Linked DNA regions of Homo sapiens: region 1 is linked to region 2. Evidence: chromatin loops called from intact Hi-C (ENCODE). Cell type or tissue: heart right ventricle. All regions are shown on one strand. Each heading gives the region's core, and the rest is flanking DNA. Links, peaks and the distances in the headings are about the cores only.

Region 1 (11,074 bases), core at 1,146-9,145, 91 kb before region 2:
TGAGTATAGCTGGCATGATTGGCATGCGAAAGACACAAAAAGAGAAAATTTTTATTTATAATCACTCTTTTTGTTGTTGTTGTTTTTGAGAAGGTGTCTCGCTCTGTCACCCGGGCTGGAGTGCAGGGGCACGATCTTGGCTCACTGCAACCTCTGCCTCCTGGGTTTAAGCAATTCTCCTGTCTCAGCCTCCTGAGTAGCTGGGACTACAGTCGCCTGCCACCATGCCTGGCTAATTTTTGTATTTTTAGTAGAGACGGGGTTTCACCTTGTTGGTCAAGCTGGTCTCGAACTCCTGATCTACCCTCAGGTTCGAGATCACCTCTCAAACTCCTCAGGTGATCCACCCACCTCGACCTCACAAAGTGCTGGGATTATAGGCGTGAGCCACCATGCCTGGCCTATTTATAATCATTCTACTCTATATTTTCAAAAGATATTTGAACATCCATTAGGCTAACTGCTATGGATAGATGCCTTTTCCTTTGTAATCTACAATCGGATAATGTTTTCCCAATTTGATGAATATTCTTATTAGTTCAGAGAAAGAAAATAATATGTTTGATTCTATACCTTCAATGGCCCTAGTAATTTCCAGCAAAGAATTCTAAATTAATCCAGGAAGATACTGTAGGGTTTCTTTCATTGTATTTCCTTCCAAAGGTAGTGGTGGCCCTGATGAACCACAAGCTCTGTGATGCCCAATCACTTTACCTCTCCAAGTCCCTCTTGCATCATCTGCAAAATTAAGGCATCAGTTTCAAAGACCTCTCCATTCTCTTCTACTCTAACAAGCCATAAATCTCGGAATATATTCTGGGTTTGGCCCGAGTACATCTTTACGTAGATATTTTATCTATCTTGCTACAATAACAACCACATGCCCCAGATGGGAAAACTATGCTGGAAAAAACCCAAGGCTCTGTCAGCATAATGCATGGGTGTGGTGAAGACAGGCAACTAGATTGTGTGTGAGTCAAAAACATGATTAGAAAAAGGCAGATTCTGATAAACAGCTCAAGCTCATGGAATGTAGCTAAGAAAGACAGCATATAAAATAGTCCATTGATTTAGAATGTCACAAGTCAGAGAGGGTAGTAAAAACAAAATAAAACAAGAGAAGGGAAAAGATGCTTTTAGAGTGACAATACAGTGAAACATCGCTAAATACTGTTCAGTTATTGATACTAAGCCTACATTTTCATTTAGGTGGTTTTTAAACTTTCTTAGCCCCAGAATTTGTAGTCAAATCACACCATCGCTCACCCCTCTCACCCCAAAATGAAATTCTGCATTATCCTGAAATGTGTGATTTGCATTTGAGAAAATTTTGAGTTTTTCAAACATGGGTTTGAGGAAAACAAAAATGGAAAAGAAACATCCCTTCTAATTATTTCCACTCTAAATATTTTTCTTAAAAAGAGGATAGTTGCTTCCTATGTAACAAACCTGCACATTATGCACATGTATCCCGGAACTTAAAGTAAAATTTAAGGCTGGGCGCCGTGGCTCAGGCTTGTAATCCCAGCACTTTGGGAGGCCGAGGCGGGCGGATCACGAGGTCAGGAGATTGAGACCATCCTGGCTAACACGGTAAAACCACGTCTCTACTAAAAATACAAAATATTAGCTGGGCGTGGTGGCGGGCGCCCGTAGTCCCAGCTACTCGGGAGGCTGAGGCAGGAGAATGGCGTGAACCCAGGAGGCGGAGCTTGCAGTGAGCTGAGATCGCGTCACTGCAGCCTGGGCAACAGAGCGAGACTCCGTCTCAAAAATAAAAAAATAAAAAAATAAAAAATTTTAAAGATAGTTTCGAAGAACACCAAAACCTTCATAATCTCCACCATTATCTAAAAATTTGCTCATAACTTATTTCAGAATTTGAAAGTACACAGAAACTACTTCTCCCATTACATGACTGAACATACATAGGTTCAAAGAAGTCAAGTAACTTGACCAAGGCCACACAGCTGAAAACAGGAACGTAATCGTCCGGGCTGCAGGTTTCTCTAAGTCTTAGACTACACTGCCTCGCTCGCCTCTTGTTTGGAGTAAAATGCTAGGCAACAAAGCTCCCATGGGCAGCCTTTTGGCAGAAATCTACTTCTGTTGGGGTGAATTGCTGAACCCCAATTGCTAAGAATAGCTGAAAGCACCTTGGAAGGAGTGCTGGTTTCTAAAGAAATCCCCACTTAAGGAGTGTGCCTCCTTCCCCTCAGCCCATCTGTCGTTATGAATCTCGAGTAACGCATCAGAGATCATTCAATCTATGGAAACATATTGAAGGTATTATATATGTCAGAGATATCTTCTTTCATATTTCCATTAAAAGCTCCCAGCTATGCCAAAAATGCTTCATTCCCAAATGAGGTACATTTCAGTAAACGAGATGACGGATAGGACTTAAAGAATCCTCTAAGGAAGAAGGAAAGTTGCAAAAAGAGAGGAAAAACTTGCCAAAAAAGAAAAATGCAGGCAGTTTCATAAGAAAGGGTTTCTTCCTTTAATGATACACTATCTTTAAGGCCTGTAACCTGTGAAGTACAACTTTCCATTCATGTCACCTTTCCAAGCTTCTATTTCTAAATTAGATAGCAAAGATCAGTGGGCCAAAAAGTGGACAGAAATAAGTCTATGTGGATATGCATGTGTTTGTGAACACACGTGCACAAGTGCTCCTGTGATCATGGGATGCATTGTTTATTGGAAGAAATGCAGTGATTCTAAAAGTGTTCATTTCCAAGTCTTTTCCCAATTTCACCTAGTGGCCTCAGAGTTGTACGATGTACATTTAAACTTCAAAGGATCTTTCTACTTTAGGGAAGACTTTTTTCCAACAAATATAGTTTTTTTAATTTATGAAATTCCCAGTCTGTTTCAGATACAAAGTGAGAAACTGGAGATGCAGTTGTGACCAGGATAGACCAACTCCTGCCCACATTTAGATTTTATTCTATCAAGAAAGTCTTAAACACATCTTTAGGACAACTTGTTACACATGTGTCAATGAGATCTAAAGAGAGTGCCCAAGTCCTAGAGACATGGCAGGGAGCAGCTAACTCATTCGCATCTCTAATTCTCTAGATAACCTCAACACTTACAACTTGGAATCCTTGCAAGGTCCGAGGATATCTGTGATACCACACTGCCAGAAAAGAGACACAACAAAAACTACTGGGGTGATTCTTCCTATTCATTTGAAGCTACCCTTGTCCCAATGCTTTAGTAATTACCAAGCCTCTAGTTACTGTTCAGTTATGAAGTTGCTTGACCTCACTCTGACATTTGCTAATGAAGATTATTCTTATATATACACCCAGGACTCCACATAGTACATACTCAATTAATATGATGTATGATTAAAAAATAGGTAATACTAAAAAAATAGAAATCTGTATCATAGAGATGCAACATAGTCATAATACATTCAATTTTTTTTTTTTTTTGAGACGGAGTCTTGCTCTGTTGGCCAGGCTGGAGTGCTGTGGCACGATCTTGGCTCACTGCAACCTCCGCCTCCCAGGTTTAAGCAATTCTCCTGCCTCAGCCTCCTGAGTAGCTGGGATTACAGGCATGTGCCACCACGCCCGGCTAATTTTTGTATTTTTTTAGCACAGACGGGGCTTCACCATGTTGGTCAGGTTGGTCTCGGGCTCCTGACCTTGTGATCTGCCTGTCTCAGCCTCCCAAAGTGCTGGGATTACAGGCATGAGCCATTGTGCCCGGCCAATACATTCAATTTTTTAATTATCATTTAGTTTTCATAGTACAGTTAACACTATTAAAATAAATGAATATTACATGCGATTTTATAAGCAATCCTTTTCCTTGTGAATTTTATCACTCTACATATTCAATACTCCTTTACCCTCCACCTTCATGGAAGGTAATTCAATGGCTTTCTATTGGAGATTCCAAAAGTGCTCAGCTGAGCACATCAGCACATGCTTTGTTCACTTAACAAACACCCAGGAATGCCTAGGACATAGAAGGGAGTTGGCATCAATATAAGCCACCATGTATTGTATGTAATATGTCATCAACTGAGCACACAAAATGCTAAAACAAAATTGGTTGCCAGTTCAGTTTTAAGGCATCACAGGAGATCTGATTATTGTATTTATTCCTTTTCACCTTCCTCTGGTTCTAGAATCTATCTTCCTGTCACACACTCCTGACATTTTCCAATTCCCACTTGCTTGAGGGTCAAATAGCCTAATCTCCCCCTTTCTCTCTCACTAGCGATTGAGTCATGATTTCTATGCAAATAATCAATATGCTGTGTAGCCACAAGTTCACTGCCCTCTCTACTTTAGAAAACAGCCAGTAATGTATCCAATTCATACATATATTCAAAAAGCCAATTTTCCATTATTACAACACCATTTTTTTTTTTTTGAGACAGAGTCTCACTCTGTCTTCCCAGGCTGGAGTGCAGTGGTGTGATCTCAGCTCACTGCAACCTCCGCCTCCCAGGTTCAAGTGATTCTCATGTCTCAGCCTCCCAAGTAGCTGAGATTACAGGCACACACCACCACACCCAGCTAATTTTTGTATTTTTTGGTAGATACGGCGTTTCACTATGTTGGCCAGGCTGGTCTCAAATTCCTAACCTCAAGTGATCCACCCACCTTGGCCTCCCAAAGTGCTGGGATCACAGGCGTGAGCCCCTGCACCCAGCCTTATGACACCATTTTCTATAGAAGCAAAACTCTTCTCATTAACATTGCCACTGCACTTGGCCTAATTCAATGTCTGGAAAGTTAGTATTATTCTTTCTACTGATAGAGATTAAGTTACATTATTTTAAAATAATTCTTCAGCATTCTGATCATTCTTTATTTGGGAAATAAAACAAATAAATGATCAAACCATTCTCCATTCTAGGTTCCAAAGACCTTGGCTGACTGTTGTCCAATCCACACAGCACTCTCATAACTATTTGTTATTCCAAAGAATTCAGACAGATTTTCTCTTCCTAATGGCAGCAATAATCATACTCCTTTCCTATCTATCTGTAAGTATCTATCATACTCCTTTCCTATCTATCTGTAATTTTGCACTGCAAAATCTGGAAAGTTTCAAAAGTATCATCTATTATTTTACCTTTGTTAAAATCATATTAAAAGGTACTATTATGCCCATTTTACAGGTAACAAAATTTATCTCAATTAAGTTTAATGACTTGCTCCAGTTAAAATAGCTACTAAGTGAAGAGCCTGGGATACATCTGGGTCTCTTTAAGTCTCAGTCCACAGCCTTCCTCCATAATCTTCTTGCCACATTTTCTTGTCCCCAGCTGGTGTTCAGAACATGCTGTCTCCAAAACACACGTTCCTGAACACAAAACTTTCTTCTTTTTTCCCCATGAACTCACTGCCTTCAGGAACTCTTTCTAAATTAAGAGGAAAAAGATATCTAAAGCAAAGAACTCAGGGAGAAATTGTAGGGGTATTTTTGTATGCGTGCTTTCTTTAAAATGCAGCTTCCTTGGAGATATTAACGATTTCGCCAATGTTATCCAGGCTTGGCATATTTGTAGAGTCCCAACACAGTTTCTCCTCACCAAGGGATGGAATATCAGACAGTATGTCACTAACAGAGAGGGTGTTAGGGATAGAGGACAGACCTCAGAATCTCCTGTCTCTAATCACTAGGCACCTTTCCAACTGGGCTATAAAAGCCGTAGCACTCTCAGTTGTCTGATGCATTCTGACACAGTAAAGAACGGCCATAAGCAGGACCCTGCCGCACCGTCCTTGGACTGGCCTGGAGGCAGCCACGCTCTTCCTTCTACAGCAATTTCTCATGTCTACCCATTCATGAGAAACTTTCATGGCTATATTACAGTCAGGAGTCAGAGGCTCCTATCACTTGTTCAAGGGAATCTCAAGCCTCTTCCTAAACTCATCTCCTGTACAACCTTCTGAGCCCCTCAATGCACACACGTGTGCTCCCAATACCACCTCCATCACAGCTAAAATGTATCAAATTCTTTCTTCATTTATGTTGAAAAACTCTATTTCAAAAAGGATTTTAAGCATCCCAGGCCAGGGAGATGCTCTCAGTTCCACCTTCTTTCCTCAGCCACTTAATAACTTTCTCGCCACCACAACCTGGCCCTCTCTATAATAGTGACTAAACTAAAATTGTCATTGATGTGGCACTTTAAAAAAAATAGTGAAAATTTTAATTTCCATTCTTCATCATGAACGTCCACAAACAGGAGAAAAAACAACATGGCCAGATAATTTAAATCAAATATCCTAAGACAGAAGCAGATGATCCTGGAAGAATGCAACTTACAGAGGGATGGTTTTCCTCAGGGTTCACCAGCTCCAGAACCACCTTTGCCTTCACTCCTACTCCTATTTCTCTCCAAGCTGCCTTCCTCCCATTTTTCTGCAAGTGAATCCTATTTTGAAAACTAGCCCCATCGTCTTTGCCTCTGAAGATCTGTTTCCTACTTGGACTGGAGGATGGAGTGTCTCCTTAATCTGTGTTTCTGGAGTTTTGTCAATGTCTCCATTCTGCCATATCTCACATGGCATTGTAATCAGTTGGTTGTTTTTTTTTTTTACCCACTTCTCACAGTAGGCTAGGAGATCCTCAGGAAGATAAACTATGCCTTCATTATAATTGTCTTTAGTACCTGCTAAATCTGGCATGTAGCAGTCTCTGGTAGGATTTGTTTTCTGCATCTTACAGTACCATGGGGTCATCTGAGTATCTGCTGATACCTTTGTGTTAGCACTTTAGTGTCTTAGCTAGGACTCTATGTCTTGTGTTTATCTTTACCATCAAACTAAGCTTCTTGGGGGCGGAAGGATGGCATTTCTTTCTGGAACTCTCACAGCACCTACCACCATGCTTTGCTCATGGTTGGTGTTCAAAGATAAATAATTATCACCAGTAATTATCATTCCCCTGTAGAGGTATGTAACTTCCAATAACTAAAGTCCCAGATAGATATTTGTGATATTGTTCCCAAGCAGAATTAGGTCTTTAGTCCAAGAATAGGATGCCAAGCCTTTGCAGGTATTCATGCCACATGACTGCCTCTAATTTTGCAGGAATTCATGCCACTTGACTGCCCTTTTAGTCATAGTCCCTGCCCATAAGACCTCCTTTGGTTGAGCGGAGATGAGAAACTGCAAGTATAAAAGGCATCCTTTTTCTTCATGAGAGCACAACCACGTAAAAATAAGCACAAAACATTAATATGAAGGATGATGGCATCAAAAATTAGGAATGTGTGGAAGCCATGTAAAGTGCAATAACTATTAGTATCGGGTTCAAATCCACATGGTCAAATTCCAACCACTATCTGAGATCAACAGTCTTGTCATTTCTTGGTTCTTAGGTAACTATGAGCTCAAGTTATAGCAAAGCATGGAGCAAAATGAAAGTTAAAATTCACTTATGCTATAGTTAATTTTACTACTAACTGGTAACCACCAAAGTGAATGGTAAGTTTGACAAAACATATATTAACCCCTTCCCTGCTGGTAAATATTAGAATCCTCTAACATTCCCCCATTCCTAAAAAAGTAGGGGACAATTTCCTTGATAAAGAGAAAGCCTTGAAGAGAAAATGAATGGTAATTTATATCAGATTGTGACTTTGTGATAAATAATTCAGAAATACTTTTAAGAATATTTGTTAAAACTTTGTCTATGCACCAAACAGAAAGCCAAATCATGAGTAAACTCCTATTCACAATCGCTACAAAGACAATAAAATACCTAGGAATCCAACTTACAAGGGATGTGAAGGACCTCTTCAAGAGAACCACAAATCACTGCTCAAGGAAACAAAAGAGAACACAAACAAATGGAATAATATTCCATGCTCATGGATAGGAAGAATCAATATCGTGAAAATGGCCATACTGCCCTAAGTAATTTGTAGATTCAACGCTATCCCTATCAAGCTACCAATGACTTTCTTCACAGAATTGGAGAAAACTACTTTAAAGTTCATATGGAACCAAAAAAGAGCCTACATTGCCAAGACAATCCTAAGCAAAAAGAACAAAGCTGGAGGCATCATGCCACCTGACTTGAAACTATACTACAAGGCTACAGTAACCAAAACAGCATGGTACTACTACCAAAACAGATATATAGACCAATGGAACAGAACAGAGGCTTCAGAAATAACACCACAAATCTACAACCATCTGATCTTTGACAAACCTGACAAAAACAAGAAATGGGGAAAAGATTCCCTATTTAATAAATGGTGCTGGGAAAACTGGCTAGCCATATGCAGAAAGCTGAAACTGTGTCCCTTCCTTACACTGTATACAAAAATTAATTCAAGATGGATTAAACACTTAAATGTTAGACCTTAAAACTATAAAAACCCTAGAAGAAAACCTAGGCAATACCATTCAGGACATTGGCATGGGCAAGGACTTCATGACTAAAACACCAAAAGCAATGGCAACAAAAGCCAAAATAGACAAACAGGATCGAATTAAACTAAACAGCTTCTTCACAGCAAAAGAAACTACCATCAGAGTGAACAGGCAACCTACACAACAGGAGAAAATTTTTGCAATCTACCCATCTGACAAAAGGCTAATATCCAGAATCTACAAAGAACTCAAACAAATTTACAAGAAAAAAAACAAACAATCCCATCAAAAAGTAGGCAAAGGATATGAACAGATACTTCTCAAAAGAAAACATCTATGCAGCCAACAGACACATGAAAAAATGCTCATCATCACTGGTCATCAGGGAAATGCAAATCAAAACCACAATGAGATACCATCTCATGCCAGTTAGAATGGCAATCATTGAAAAGTCAGGAAACAACAGATGTTGGAGAGGATGTGGAGAAATAGGATGACTTTTACACTGTTGGTGGGAGGGTAAATTAGTTCAACCATTGTGGAAGGCCGTGTGGCGATTCCTCGAGGATCTAGAACTAGAATTACCATTTGACCCAGCAATCCCATTACTGGGTATATACCCAAAGGATTATAAATCATGCTACTATAAAGACACATGCACACGTATGTTTATTGAGGCACTATTCACAATAGCAAAGACTTGGAACCAACCCAAATGTCCATCAATGATAGACTGGATTAAGGAAATGTGGCACATATACACCATAGAATATTATGCAACCATAAAAAAGGATGAGTTCATGTCCTTTGCAGGGACATGGTTGAAGCTGGAAACCATCATTCTTAGCAAACTATCACAAGGACAGAAAACCAAACACCGCGTGTTCTCATTCATAGGTGAGAATTGAACAATGAGATCACTTAGACACAGGGTAGGGAACATCACACACTGGGGCCTGTTAGGGGGTGGGGGGCTGGAGGAGGGATAGCATTAGGAGAAATACCTAATGTAAATGATGAGTTGATGGGTGCAGCACACCAACATGGCACATGTATACCTATGTATCAAACCTGCATATTGTGCACATGTACCCTAGAACTTAGAGTATAATAAAAAAAAATTGTCTATTCACAACTATACACCTGCACTGCCCAAGACACTAACCATTAGTCATACAAAACATGGCTATTGAATGCCTGAAATGTGCTAGTCCAAATGGAGATGTGTGGGAAGTATAAAATACACTTCAAAATGCGTAGACTTAGTAAAACCATGTAAAATATATCATTAATAGTTTTTATATGAATTTTATGATATACTTTAGATATAAGGGCTTAAATAAAATATATTATTAAAATTAATTTTAACTGTTTATTTTTACTTTTTTGATGTAGTTACCATAAAATTTTAAACTGTATATGTGACCTGCATTTTATTTCTATTCGGCAATACTACTAGAGATGACATTGCAGCAGAAACCCCGTAAAACATGGCTTATGCTACGATTCACACTGCTTTCCTCAAAATCTAGTGCAGGTAAGACAGTCTGGGATCAGCTTTAAGGATATATAGTGAAATTCACCACAGCAGAAACCGTAAAACTTGTAGCCAAATTTAAATGGAACTAAGGGGAGGAAGAAACAATGAAAATACAAAAGAACGGAAAATTCCAAAACCGTAACTTTTTGATCCTAGAAAATAGCGTATGCAGTCCTCTACTGGAGACACATACTGAGACACTACCTCCTCCCACCTCAAATCCTTCCTATCCAGCTCCCTGATGAAGACCCATCAGGTCACTCCTCCCATTAACTATCCTCCCATTAACTATCCTCAGGAGACACTAAAAAGTACTGAGCTTGGTAATGAGAGACAGACACTCCTTCTGCTACTATGGATGGATAGTTACTGAAGGTCACTAATATCTGATGCAAATTTCCAGGTGTTCTTTACGGAAAGGATGGTAGTCTTTGGTCCTTTCAAATGGACAAGTATAATTTATTTCATATGTTTCTATCAGAAGCACAAGAGGCAAAACCCAGAGGGGGATAATACTTACGAAATAGAAAGCAATTACATTTCTTTTTCCTCCAACTTCCAAGACAGGGAGGAAAATTCATTGATGAGTATTTATTAGCTAATGATGAAAGGGCACTTCAAAAATGAAAATGGCTCTAAAATGCACTGCATTATCCTGATTGCAGAAAATGGAGACTAAAGAGAAAGGGCGCTCTATAAAATGTCCTCGGCAATTGGCTCTGTCTCTCATGAGCCACTCAGATTTCTTTGTCCCTCCCACCATAATAACTTGTCTTCATGGTCATAGCCAAGAACGCATTCTTTGTTTGGTTACATAAGCTTCTAAAAATAGTAATTTATCATGGAAATGCTAAATGATCCTTGAATATAGTGTTTTAATGGACTATTAAGTTATTCCAGTGTCTATTTTCTTTAACATATTATAATTAAAGATAAAATCTTTTTTGGTGCTTTTCAAACTAGAAGCATATCAGTCTCATGCTTTGGATATTTTTTCATCTTGAAAAACATGAAGAAAGGTTTCCTGTGGTCAAAGAAGTTTCACCACAGGCAGAGAGATGAATTTTCTCCTCATTACTGAGGTCCAATAAAAAAAAAAAAGAGGAGGCTAATTCAAAGTGTAATTTATTTTTTCTGTCTGTCTAGCTAGATTTGATAAATGAATTCAAAG
Region 2 (11,074 bases), core at 1,234-9,233:
ATTCACAAGATTAACCCTTTTTGAAAGACATGCATTCTTACAAGTTCATATAGTTAAATATGATTCAATATTCTTTTACTTCTTCACCAATTTGTAGAAATAACTTACTGAACACATAGAATTTATGTAGAAATTTTTAAACTTTAAGAAAATCTTAAATCATGAGAAACTAAACCCAGATCTCATCTTAAATAAAAATTGTGCTTACATCATATTTACATGTCGATAAAATCAGAGAGAAAAAAGTTTTTTATATGCTAAAGGTCAATTTCTTTAATTTGATTAAAAGTCATCTATTTATCAGAAATATTACGTAAATTATTTTAATACAAATTAACCTCATTTGTCATATATAAAAAAATGTGCACCTGTAAGCTCCCTCAAGACAAAAGGAGTCTTTTTCCCTCAGTTCAGAACCTGGTACTGAGAAGGAGTACAATCTTTAGAATGAGCTGTCTCCAGTGTGTTTCTAAACTTCCAGGCCACACTGCTTCTGTTTTTCTTCATCCATAAGACTTATCAGTGAGTACAAAAGTATACTTTTCCCTCTCTCCTCTCTCCCTCTCCTCTCTCTCTCTCACACACACACACACACGTGGAAACACCTCCCTTATCTGCACAAACAGACCTTCTCAAGCAGTCCTGATTCACTTTCCAAAGCCCTGATTCATGTGGGAACCAAGTGAAGAAAATCAAAGTATTTCACCCCAAAATATATTTGTTTAACATATTTTGAGATGGCTGTTCAGAGGGCCTGCAAACAGGAGTAGCCCTGCAAAGTTGCCTTTTGTGAGGGAGATTTGCACTTGTAGAGAAAATCTCCATTGATGCAGCCAGTCTTTCGCTGATGGTCTTCCCTTGCCTGATCTGAGAAAAGTTAACAGAGAGTCTAATATCTTTAAAGGTCTGAAAGAAACATTCACCATCTATTTTCTCTGAGAGTTGCTACCTGTGAAATTTCATCTACATAACAAGACCACCTTTGCTAGCCAGGCCTCCTCTTTTCCCCCTCCAATAACCTGTCTTGCCATGATCCAAGCCCCCATTCTTTCTGTAATCTCAAGATGGTATGATATATAAACTTCTCTACCCTACTGGAGTAATCACTCCATCGTTTTCCTCCATGTGCACGTTAATAAATTTGGATACCTTTCCCTTATTAATCCGCATGTTCTCAGTTGATTTTTCGGCGAACCTTCAGAAGGTGAAGGAAAGTTTTCCCTTGGTGCCTACATGAGTAATAATGGACGCCTGCCTGAAGACACCAGTCCAGAAATGGCACTGACACTTTGATTGTCCTTTCATAAATCAGTGTCATCTTGAGCTGAGCCCTAACCTGATGACAGAGCCACTGCTTCTGCACTACAAGATTGCATTTCACTTGGGTTAAAAGGTCTATTTTTTTCTGTGCCAAAAATGTCCTGTCTTCTCACTAGTCCCCGCACCTGCCCCCTGCAAAAGGTCAGAGAACCTTTTTTTAAATACCAGAAGTACCACCATGTCCAACCTTCCTATTCTTGTATTTCACAACAACAAAGATTGAACCCTCCTTCCCCCACCAATAAATGATTGAAGGAAACATGAGCTGAGTGCCTGTTAATCCTCTTCATGCATTTATGAAATGTCCACCATGTTGTAATTATCATCCTCTTAATATACATTGTCACATACAGTGACTATATATAATTCAGTCTTATACTCTTCAAGACAGGCATTATTATTTCTACTTTTATAGTTAGGAAAATTGAAGCGTAAAGACTTTAAGTGACTTGCCCAAATCAAAACACCACTAAGGGATTAGAATCCAAATTTGACTGAAGCCAAGTTCGACATCACAAATAGTGCTCTTTTTGCTGCCTCTTCCCAGATGCCTGGATGTTTTCCAGTAAATGAATATATTCAGTTGGCTAACCTGGGTCACACTCTGCCAGGTTTCCTTTCCAAAGAGAGCCAAGGGAGGAGGCTGCCATTAGCACCAACACTATTCATGGCACTGCCCCCAAAGTAGTGTTTCCTGTATATTCTTCTGGAACTTGAAAGTATGAAATGCAATATTCCCGAGCATGTCATAGTGGTTGAACTCATGGTCAAGTATATATTGTGGGTCAGCAATACAGGCAAGAATGTTTTTTATATTTACAAATGCTTGAAAAAAATAAAAGAATAATATTTTGTGACATGTAAACATTCCAAGAAATTCAACTAACTTCAGTGTCCATAGATAAAGTTTTATCAGAACGTGTCCCACTCTTTCATTTACATATTGGCCATGACTGGTTTTGCACTGCAACATCAGAGTTGAACTGTTGCAATGAGACTGTAAGGCCTGTAAAGCCTAAAATATTTACTATTTGGCTCTTTCTAGAAAAATCTTGCTGATCCTATTCACAATAGCAAAGACTTGGAACCAACCCAAATGTCCAACAATGATAGACTGGATTAAGAAAATGTGGCACATATACACCATGGAATACTATGCAGCCATAAAAAATGATGAGTTCATGTCCTTTGTAGGGACATGGATGAAGCTGGAAACCATCATTCTCAGCAAACTATCACAAGGACAAAAAACCAAACACCGCATGTTCTCGCTCATAGGTGGGAATTGAACAGTGAGAACACGTGGACACAGGAAGGGGAACATCACACACTGGGGACTGTTGTGGGGTGGGGGGAGGGGGGAGGGATAGCATTAGGAGATATACCTAATGTTAAATGAAGAGTTAATGGGTGCAAGTACACCAACATGGCACATGTATACATATGTAACTAACCTGCACAATGTGCACATGTACCCTAAAACTTAAAGTATAATAATAAAAAAAAGGGAAATCTTGCTGATCCCTAGTGTAAATGATTAATCACAGAGCCATTTTAAGAACAAGATTTTTTTGTTTTGTTTGAGCAGGCTAGGGAAAGAAGAAAGGGAATGCCAGGACAAATGGATGTTTAAAAATAAGAGAAGTAGTGACATGGTGATAGAAAAACAGAGAGTTGAAAAAGAAAAGCCTTATCAGCTTCACAGTACAGCTTAGGGTCCACCCATGGCATGGGAAAGAAAATGTCAACTATCCATTTTAATCAATCAATTCTAATATAAATAAAAGTGATGATAATAATTCACATAATAATGGCATAATAAATAGCATTTCATATGAGCCAGGTACTGCGCTAAATGCTGTACACGTTTAATCTCAGGGCAATCCTTACCATGATCCTATGTCATAAATGCTACTATTCCTCCACTTTTCATGTGAAATTAAGGAATAACGGGGTCAGATGGGTGAGGTGGCCCATGCCAGTAATCTCAACACTTTGGGAGGCTGAGATGGGAAGATTGCTTCAGGCTAGGAGTTTGGGACCAGCCTTGGCAACACAGTGAGACCTGTCTCTACAAAAAACTTTTAAAAATTAGCAAGGCATGGTGGTGCATGCCTGTAGCTCCACATACTCAGGAGGCTGAAGCAGGAGGATCGCTTGAGCCCAAGAGTTCAAGGTTGCAGTGAGCCATGATTGTGCCACTGTATTCCAGCCTGGGTGACAGAGCAAGACCCTATCTTAAAAGAAAACAAAAAGAAAGAAGAATAGAGGGGTTGAGTAATTTGCCCAAGGATGCAGGGTCTGAACTGAGAACTTACTGTACAAAAGAGGAGGTCATAGCAAAACTCTTACAAATGACTATGATGCTTTTAAAAGCTCTCACCTTTGCCAAACAGGTCGGTATTGCTAGCAAGAATTAGCAGCTCTTCTCTTGCAGTGGCCTTAGAGCTAAAGGCTTGTTGTTTGATTTCAATGACAAATGTCTCCAGTCTTTGAAGATATGTTTGATTTTAAAAGTCATGTGAGGTTAAGTCTGGTAAGTGGTCAGGCTGAGTGGCAATGGTTTGAGTTATTAAAAGCAAGGTGTTCCCTTCACTATGAATGATGGTTTTCTTAGTGATAATCTTTGCCTAACTGGACAGATAATTCCAAGAAAGATATTACTGAAGAAAAAAAAAGACTCAGTTCTTGTCTTTGTAGAGCTTCCAATCAAACTAACTCTTTAAGTCAGTATGACTGTCAGTCACTGAAAATTCTAACCTTAACTATTTATTTATTTATGTATTGAGACAGAGTCTCACTCTGTGGCCCAGGATGGAGTGCAGTGGCATGATCTTGGTTCACTGCAACCTCTACCTCTCAGGTTCAAGTGATTCTCCCGCCTCAGCCTCCCAAGTAACTGGGATTACAGGCATGTGCCACCACGCCAGCTAATTTTTGTATTTTTAGTAGAGAAGGGGTTTCACCATGTTGGCCAGGCTGGTCTCAAACTCCTGACCTCAGGTGTTCCGCCTGCCTCGACCTCCCAAAGTGCCACTGCACCCGGTCTCTATTTTTTTAAATAGTCAAATGGAAGTATAGAGCAATCTATTCACACTATCTCAAAAGATTATAAATTTTTGAGTCAGGAAGGAAATTTCCATTATTGTTGGCATTGTTGGCTGTGTGATCTTGAGCAATTTCCCTGAGTCTCTGTTTCCTTGTCTGTTAAGTTAGGATACTTCACAACTTTCTCAAGAGGGACCCTGAGAGGGAATTAAAACTAATGCCTTCAAGCATTCATTGTATAAAGGGAATCAATTTCTCTTCTATCATATAGAATGGTACTAGTTATGCACCATCCTTGGGGTAATTGAGAAAACAAGTCACTCAGATCATTTCCTATGTCCTATGGCTCAGATAAAACCAGGTACTACATGTGAAAGACTGCATGAGGATTCAATAGGATAATAAATAGCGTTTATTGTAGGTATAAAATAGCATTTACTATAGGTTTAATAAATAGCATTTATTATAGGTGTTATTTATTATATGTGTAATAAATAGCATCATGTATGGCACATGGAAGGGGTACTCAGTAATATTAGTATTTTTCCTTTTCTACAGCAGGTTGGAAATTGGGCTGAGGTTTTCACTGAAGATGATAGCAGTGCCCTTCCACAGTGTGACTCTCAAGGCAGCTTCTGGGCGCCCATCTGCCCAGAATGACAATTTTTCCTATAAGGAGGCACTTTTGAAGAAGGAGAGGAAAGGGATGTTGATTGGCATTCTGTCAGGCATTCCATGAACTAAGAAATGAATGGGGATCATGCTGGTGGCTGTAATGGATCTGGCAGCCCCATAGTCACTCCTTCTTCCCTGTATTTATCTGTTTACCTAATCCACTTCTTGACCGACAGCTCCTTGAGGGCAGGGGCTAAGGACTAGTCTTTAATTGTACCTTTATATCTGCAGAGACTAGCAAATATTAATACCTATGAGGCATTAACGACTTCACGGTTTCCGAGGAAAGCCAGAAGGTATGAAACTGGGACTGTGGAGCAACCTCTTGCTTTTCATGGAACTTTTAGCCTATGAGGCACTTCAGGGAAAAGAAGTTCTTCCTGGAACCCAGGAAGCTGAGTTCCTCACGTCTCTGAGCTCAGAGCGTCTATCTCATGTCAAGATCCCTTCGACAAGTGCAGGAGAGGGTGACAGGACGGCTGCATAATCAACCCCGCCAGCTCACACGCAAGCTATGACCTCCAGAAGGGACAGGACACCTTTAGAATACTTTCTACCATTTCGCAAGCTTCTGGGCACGAAGTTCTCTAATCTCAGGTCCCCACGTGACTCCACAGTCCATTTTTCTCTTCTCACATCTCATCTGGTCAAGCTTGACTAAAATTATCTTGTGAACCACCCAAGTAAACACTTGCCTTTGTCTCTTCAAATGGTGTCGATGATATGTCAATGTACACACACACCAAACTGATATAGTATCGCTAGCAGTGTCTCTTTAAAGAGGAGATGTTTTGGAAGGCAGGACACTCTACAGTAAGAGCCTTTTGCTGTGCAAGGTTCACAGCTGTTGCTGTGGCAACTCTCACAACCTCGCTGAGTATCCAAATAAATAGTTTGTTCTTTTTTTTCCTCCCTAAGTAAGATGGGGGAGGGGGACGATCGATGAGACTTGCTATTGGGATCCATTTGGAGTTCTGGAGTCAGTGCAAAAATTGAGGTTTCCTAAAACGACAAAGAAATAAAGGCTTTGGGAAAAGCCCACACCCCTCAAAGGCTGCAGATGGAAAATGGAAGGGAACTGCGTGCTGGAACCTTAGCAGGCGCCGTGGCTTTGAAAAGAAGCTCCCAGCAGCAAACACCCAGGCAGAAAGAAAGAAAGCTGCGGGGTTCCGACCCCACATTCCGGCGGAGAGCTCGGGCCTCTCTGCGGGGGGGACGCCCAGCCTCCCCCGGCCTGCCACCCCAACCCCCCTCCTCCGCTCCCCCCACAGACACGTCTAAACAGCCCAGGATCTCCGGTTAAACAAAGAGAGTGGTATGCCTTAAAAAAAAAAAAAAAAAAAAAAAAACAAACAAAAAAAAACTTTTATTTTCGTGTGATAGGTGATATGTGGAAAATTAATTACAGGAAATAGCACTGCGAAAAGCAGCAGCATTCGTCTTTAAATGGATATGGTCCCCCCCTTCTCCGCCCCCCTCCTGGCTCTTCCTCAGCCCGGCGCAGACAGACACCGCCCCTACCCTCCCCCAAACTCTTTTGTTATCAGTTGAATCACGTCTCGTGCCAAGCAAAAGGTCATTTCAGGTCATCTTGGAGATGAAAGGACGGGGTAATGTATATGAAGGTGCGGGAATTGGCAAGCCCAAAAAATATATACATACACATATACATATACATATACATATACATATACATATACATATACATATACATATACATATACATGCACATAGAGACAGAGAGAGAGAGGTGGGGCAGCGCGGGGGCGGGGGGAGCGCGGTAGTGGGGATGTGAGAAACGCCAGCATTCTAACAAGAACAGAGTGATGCCAGAAAGACGCAGGAAATGTTTCAAAGCATGACAAGCACTGTCCAATCTGTAGCTAATTCCTTATAAAAATAAGAATGTGGCTTATAATTGTTAGGTGCCTGGAGGGTAATTAGAGTTTCTAATTGTTCTCATCCACAATCTCATTTTTGACCCTTCATCAGAGAGCGAGAGATGCCGCCCATTGCGAAAGTGCGCGTTCTGGAAACGTGCTGCATCTGCGGGGCTTTGGCGAACGTGCTCTGCTGGGCCAGAGAGGCGGGACATATCAGACTTAGAGCCTCCACCAGAAGGGGGTTGGGGGCAGAGGGTTGGCCTGGTCCAGTCACCCTCTTGAAGGGAATTTAACCACCAGGGTATGTGGGCAGTATATTTAGGGTGTTTCAGTAGCAAGCACAGATCACTTTGTTTGGAGATAAGAAGAGAAAAAAAAAACGAAACAAAAAAAAAAATACCTTGCATAGAGTTGTTGTTGTTAATGTTTTCCCTACACTGTTTACTGGGTAGGGATGGCATGGTTTTTTATTTCTCTACTAAAAGAGACGCCACTCCCTCCTTTGAGTTTGTAATTCAATGCCATTTCAATAAAGACAATTGGCTCTCGCTGTCTCTGAATTCTTGCCAAGTGCATTTTCCCCTTTCTTTTCCTTCCCACTGCTGTATTTGAATGTCCTGTATTTGCCTCATCAATTTTTTTTCTAAGAAGCAAGTTTGTTTTTTTTTTTCCAATAACGCAGATGCCAACAGCAATCTATCAAGCGAGTGGGAGGTTTAGGTAATAAATCGTTTGTTCCCAGATACCAAAAGTTTCTTACATGGAAACTCCCCCTATAGCCTCCGCTGCCATGGGCTCCGCTCCACTCCCTCTTCTTACTAGTCAAACTCCATCTACCACCCCCCATTCTTTCCACACCCACAGCAATTCAAACAGGGAGGCTTCTGAGGCAACCAGTTAAAGGTAAGCTGATTCTTGACAGGTTCTGTAATAGTAAAGCCAATGAGATTTGGTAAAATTCGTCTGTTACCCCATCAGTCCTGGAAAATAGCTTTTTACAATGGTTATCATCTCAATGTGTGGCACCTGCTAGAGAAACTGGCCTCCATATATGCCTATTCCCCAACTCACACCATTATAAAGGCATACTCACTAAAGTTATACTAGCTTCCTCATTACTAGAGTCATGTGTTTCTAAAGAAATACAAGTCATTTCTGTAACTGTTGTAGATGCTAGCAGCAGAAAGCTCAACATCCTGGGGGTTTGAAGGGAATGGACTCAGTTCTTAACAAAATGGCATTCGTATATATGGGGTGTAGGGAGGTGGTCATTGTGCAGAATGAAGGGAGGAAGGAATAGAGAGTAGTCCAGAGGGTCGGGCAAGATACCTTGATTTAGCCAAAGTCAGCAGCTACCTGATTAATAATTGAAGTGCTGTTAATACGTGGATGAGGATTGTCTGATGCTTACACCAATCAGAGGATGTGGCACCCCCAAGTAACCAATGAGACTTCTCAGGCATTGGTCCTTTTCCATTCGTTACATGCACCCTGAGGAAAAACCCCAAGGCAAATCTGATGATGTCGGCTGGGGCATGCAACTGTCACATAGAGAAGATGGCAAGTTTCCTCTATTTATCATTTCTGTTGAGCAGTATTGTATTATACACACGAGCAAAGCAACAATATTCCATGTTTATGTCTTGCTAGATCACCTAGAAGTTCCGACAGACTTAAAATACAATCAGGCATTTCCCATGCCTTACTGAGAAGGAAGAAAGAAAGGGATCTAGTAGTGATTAAATAATCACTATGTATCATGTGATAGTCACTTTAAATCACTATCACTCAGTCCTCACATCAACTCTGTGGATAGTGTAATTATTTCATTCACTGGCGAGGAAACTGACAATCAAGGTGGGTTGAGTAACCTAATTAGAGATCACCACACATCTAACAAGAGAAGGGAAGAAAGCTCACATTTAGTGAGCACCCCTTGTTTCAGAGACTATGCTTAACTTATCACACATCTACTTTCAAATAACCGTATGCTATGCATAATATTGTCTCCATATGATAGATGAAAGTGAGATTCAAGAAACTTAAGTAACTTATTCAAAGTCACAAAGTTGGTAAATGCAGGAGCTGGAATTCAGACTCAAGCCAGTGTGACGCCCAAAGCTCATGCTGTTTGCCTGCAACTGATGCCTCAAATATTAGCCTGGGATAGAAGAATGAAAGGTTAGTTATCAGCCTTACTCCCAATAGGACAGCACACAGTATATCCTCAATCCCTATAAGCTTACCTCGAAAAATTTACCTTGGCATGTATATAAAGACTGTCCATGATTGGGCATAATGAACAAAGTCCCATTTGTCTAAAGGAAACTGTTTCAGACAGTTTCACGGAGGATCACAAATATAAGCCTTTAGGTCTGATCTTCAACTCAGACCTCATGAGCGATGTTGGTTTGCTTAATGTTTCAAAGGCAGGAAAAGTGAAAGACAGGAAATTCCCTGGGCTTATTCTCATTCTAGCTTTTTACTATTAAGTCTAAGATTATTTCTGAATGTAATCACCAAATCTGTCATTTTCAACTGATTTGGCCATTTTAGTGTGTGGCATTTATTTACTCAATAAAATATTGAGTGCTTACTAGGCACCAGGCAATGTGCTCTATGTTAACCATACACCAGTGTTTGTGCAATTGACAGAGTAATGCTGCCATTCATTGTTTAGGGAACATCAGAGGAGAAGGAGAAAAAGAAGGAAGATCGGGAGGATGTAATGAAGTGGGTGGATTTGGCAGACTAAACTGAGTCTGAGGTGCCTGCAGAAGCACCTGCTGGTGCTTCCTGATAAGTAATTGGAATTATGGGTCTTGCTTTCCGGAGACAAATCTGGACTAAAAATATAGTCTCAGGATGGACTCACATATGGCAGATGGTAACTCAAGTCATGGTGGTAACTGAGATCATCTGGGGAAACAGGGCAAAATGGGAAAAGAACGGGACTTAGAATAGCAGAGACCAGAAGAACCTAATGTTTAAGGGATATTTGGGATCAAGTACGTTCCCCAATTTCGTATGTGGCAAAGTAGGCCACCCTTTTCATTAATTTGCTAATTTATCCAACCAGCCCTTACCCATCACCTCCTATATGTTAAGTGCTCATAATGCAAGCATGAGTAACATCTGATTCCTTGCCTTGAGGGGATATAATAGAGGAGAATTCAAATGTATTTATATACAAAGATCTGTCTATATTCTTTCTGAAGGAAAAAAAGAGATTGGTGAGACAGGCTCATAGTGGTAATGATTTTTTTAATTAATGAATTTATTTATTTATTTTTGAGACAGAGTTTTGCTCTTGTTGCCCAGGCTGGAGTGCAATGGCACTATCTTGGCTCACTACAACCTCTGCCTCTGGGTTCAAGCGATTCTCCTGTCTCAGCCTCCCGGGTAGCTGGGATTACAGGCACCCGCCACCACACCCAGCTAATTTTTATATTTTTAGTAGAGATGAGTTTTCACCATGTTGGCCAGGCTGACCTGCAACTCTTGACCTCAGGTGGTCCACCCGCCTCGGCCTCCCAAAGTGCTGGGATTACAGGTGTGAACCACCATGCCCAGCCGATATATTTTTTTAATTTTTTACTTCCATAGATTATTAGGAAACAAGTGGTATTTGGTTACATGACTAAGTTCTTTAGTGGTGATTTGTGAGATTTTGGTGCACTCATCACCTGAGCAGTACACACTGCACCCAATTTGTAATCTTTTATCACTCATCCCCTTCCTACCCTTTCCCCCTGAGTCCCCAAGGTCCATTGTATCATTCTTATGCCTTTGCATCCTCATAGCTTAGCTACCACTTATGAGTGAGAAGATATGATGTTTGGTTTTCCATTCCTGAGTTACTTCACTAAGAATAACAGTCTCCAATGTCATCCAGGTTGGTGCAAATGCCATTAATTTATTCCTTTTATGGCTGAGTAGTATTCCACTATGAGTGTGTGTTTGTGTGTGTATATATATATGTATGTATATCAGTTTCTTTATCCACTTATTGAATGATGAGCATTTGGGTTGGTCCCACATTTTTGCAATTGCGAATTATGCTACTATAAACATGAGTGTGCAAATATCTTTTTCGTATAATGACTTCTTTTCCTTTGAGTAGATACCCAGTAGTGGGATTGCTGGAT

What was found. Hi-C counts contacts between places; a loop is a spot of excess contacts. Peaks named below come from ENCODE experiments on the same cell type or tissue, not always from the same donor. Only the 100,000 strongest peaks of a DNase experiment are listed, where the experiment ranks them.
Region 1: a loop joins it to region 2, with 2.9 times the contacts of the local background. A loop is called at or near these places in 4 of 110 quality-filtered maps.

Annotation. Positions count from the first base shown.
Region 1 is chr11:122,343,567-122,354,640 of GRCh38, forward strand. The region is part of intron 1 of MIR100HG (mir-100-let-7a-2-mir-125b-1 cluster host gene); the gene reads right to left. Among named protein-coding and RNA genes, the nearest start is that of MIR100HG, 74 kb to the right of the region's middle. In heart right ventricle, for the core only: no CTCF peak of the experiment used is centred there; a DNase peak (open chromatin) is centred at 5,763; H3K27ac peaks cover 1,977 bases.
Region 2 is chr11:122,434,438-122,445,511 of GRCh38, forward strand. No RefSeq gene overlaps it. Among named protein-coding and RNA genes, the nearest start is that of MIR100HG, 17 kb to the left of the region's middle. RefSeq lists an enhancer at 6,988-7,652. In heart right ventricle, for the core only: no CTCF peak of the experiment used is centred there; DNase peaks (open chromatin) are centred at 5,554, 6,564, 6,814, 7,101 and 1 weaker place; H3K4me3 peaks cover 2,359 bases; H3K27ac peaks cover 4,065 bases.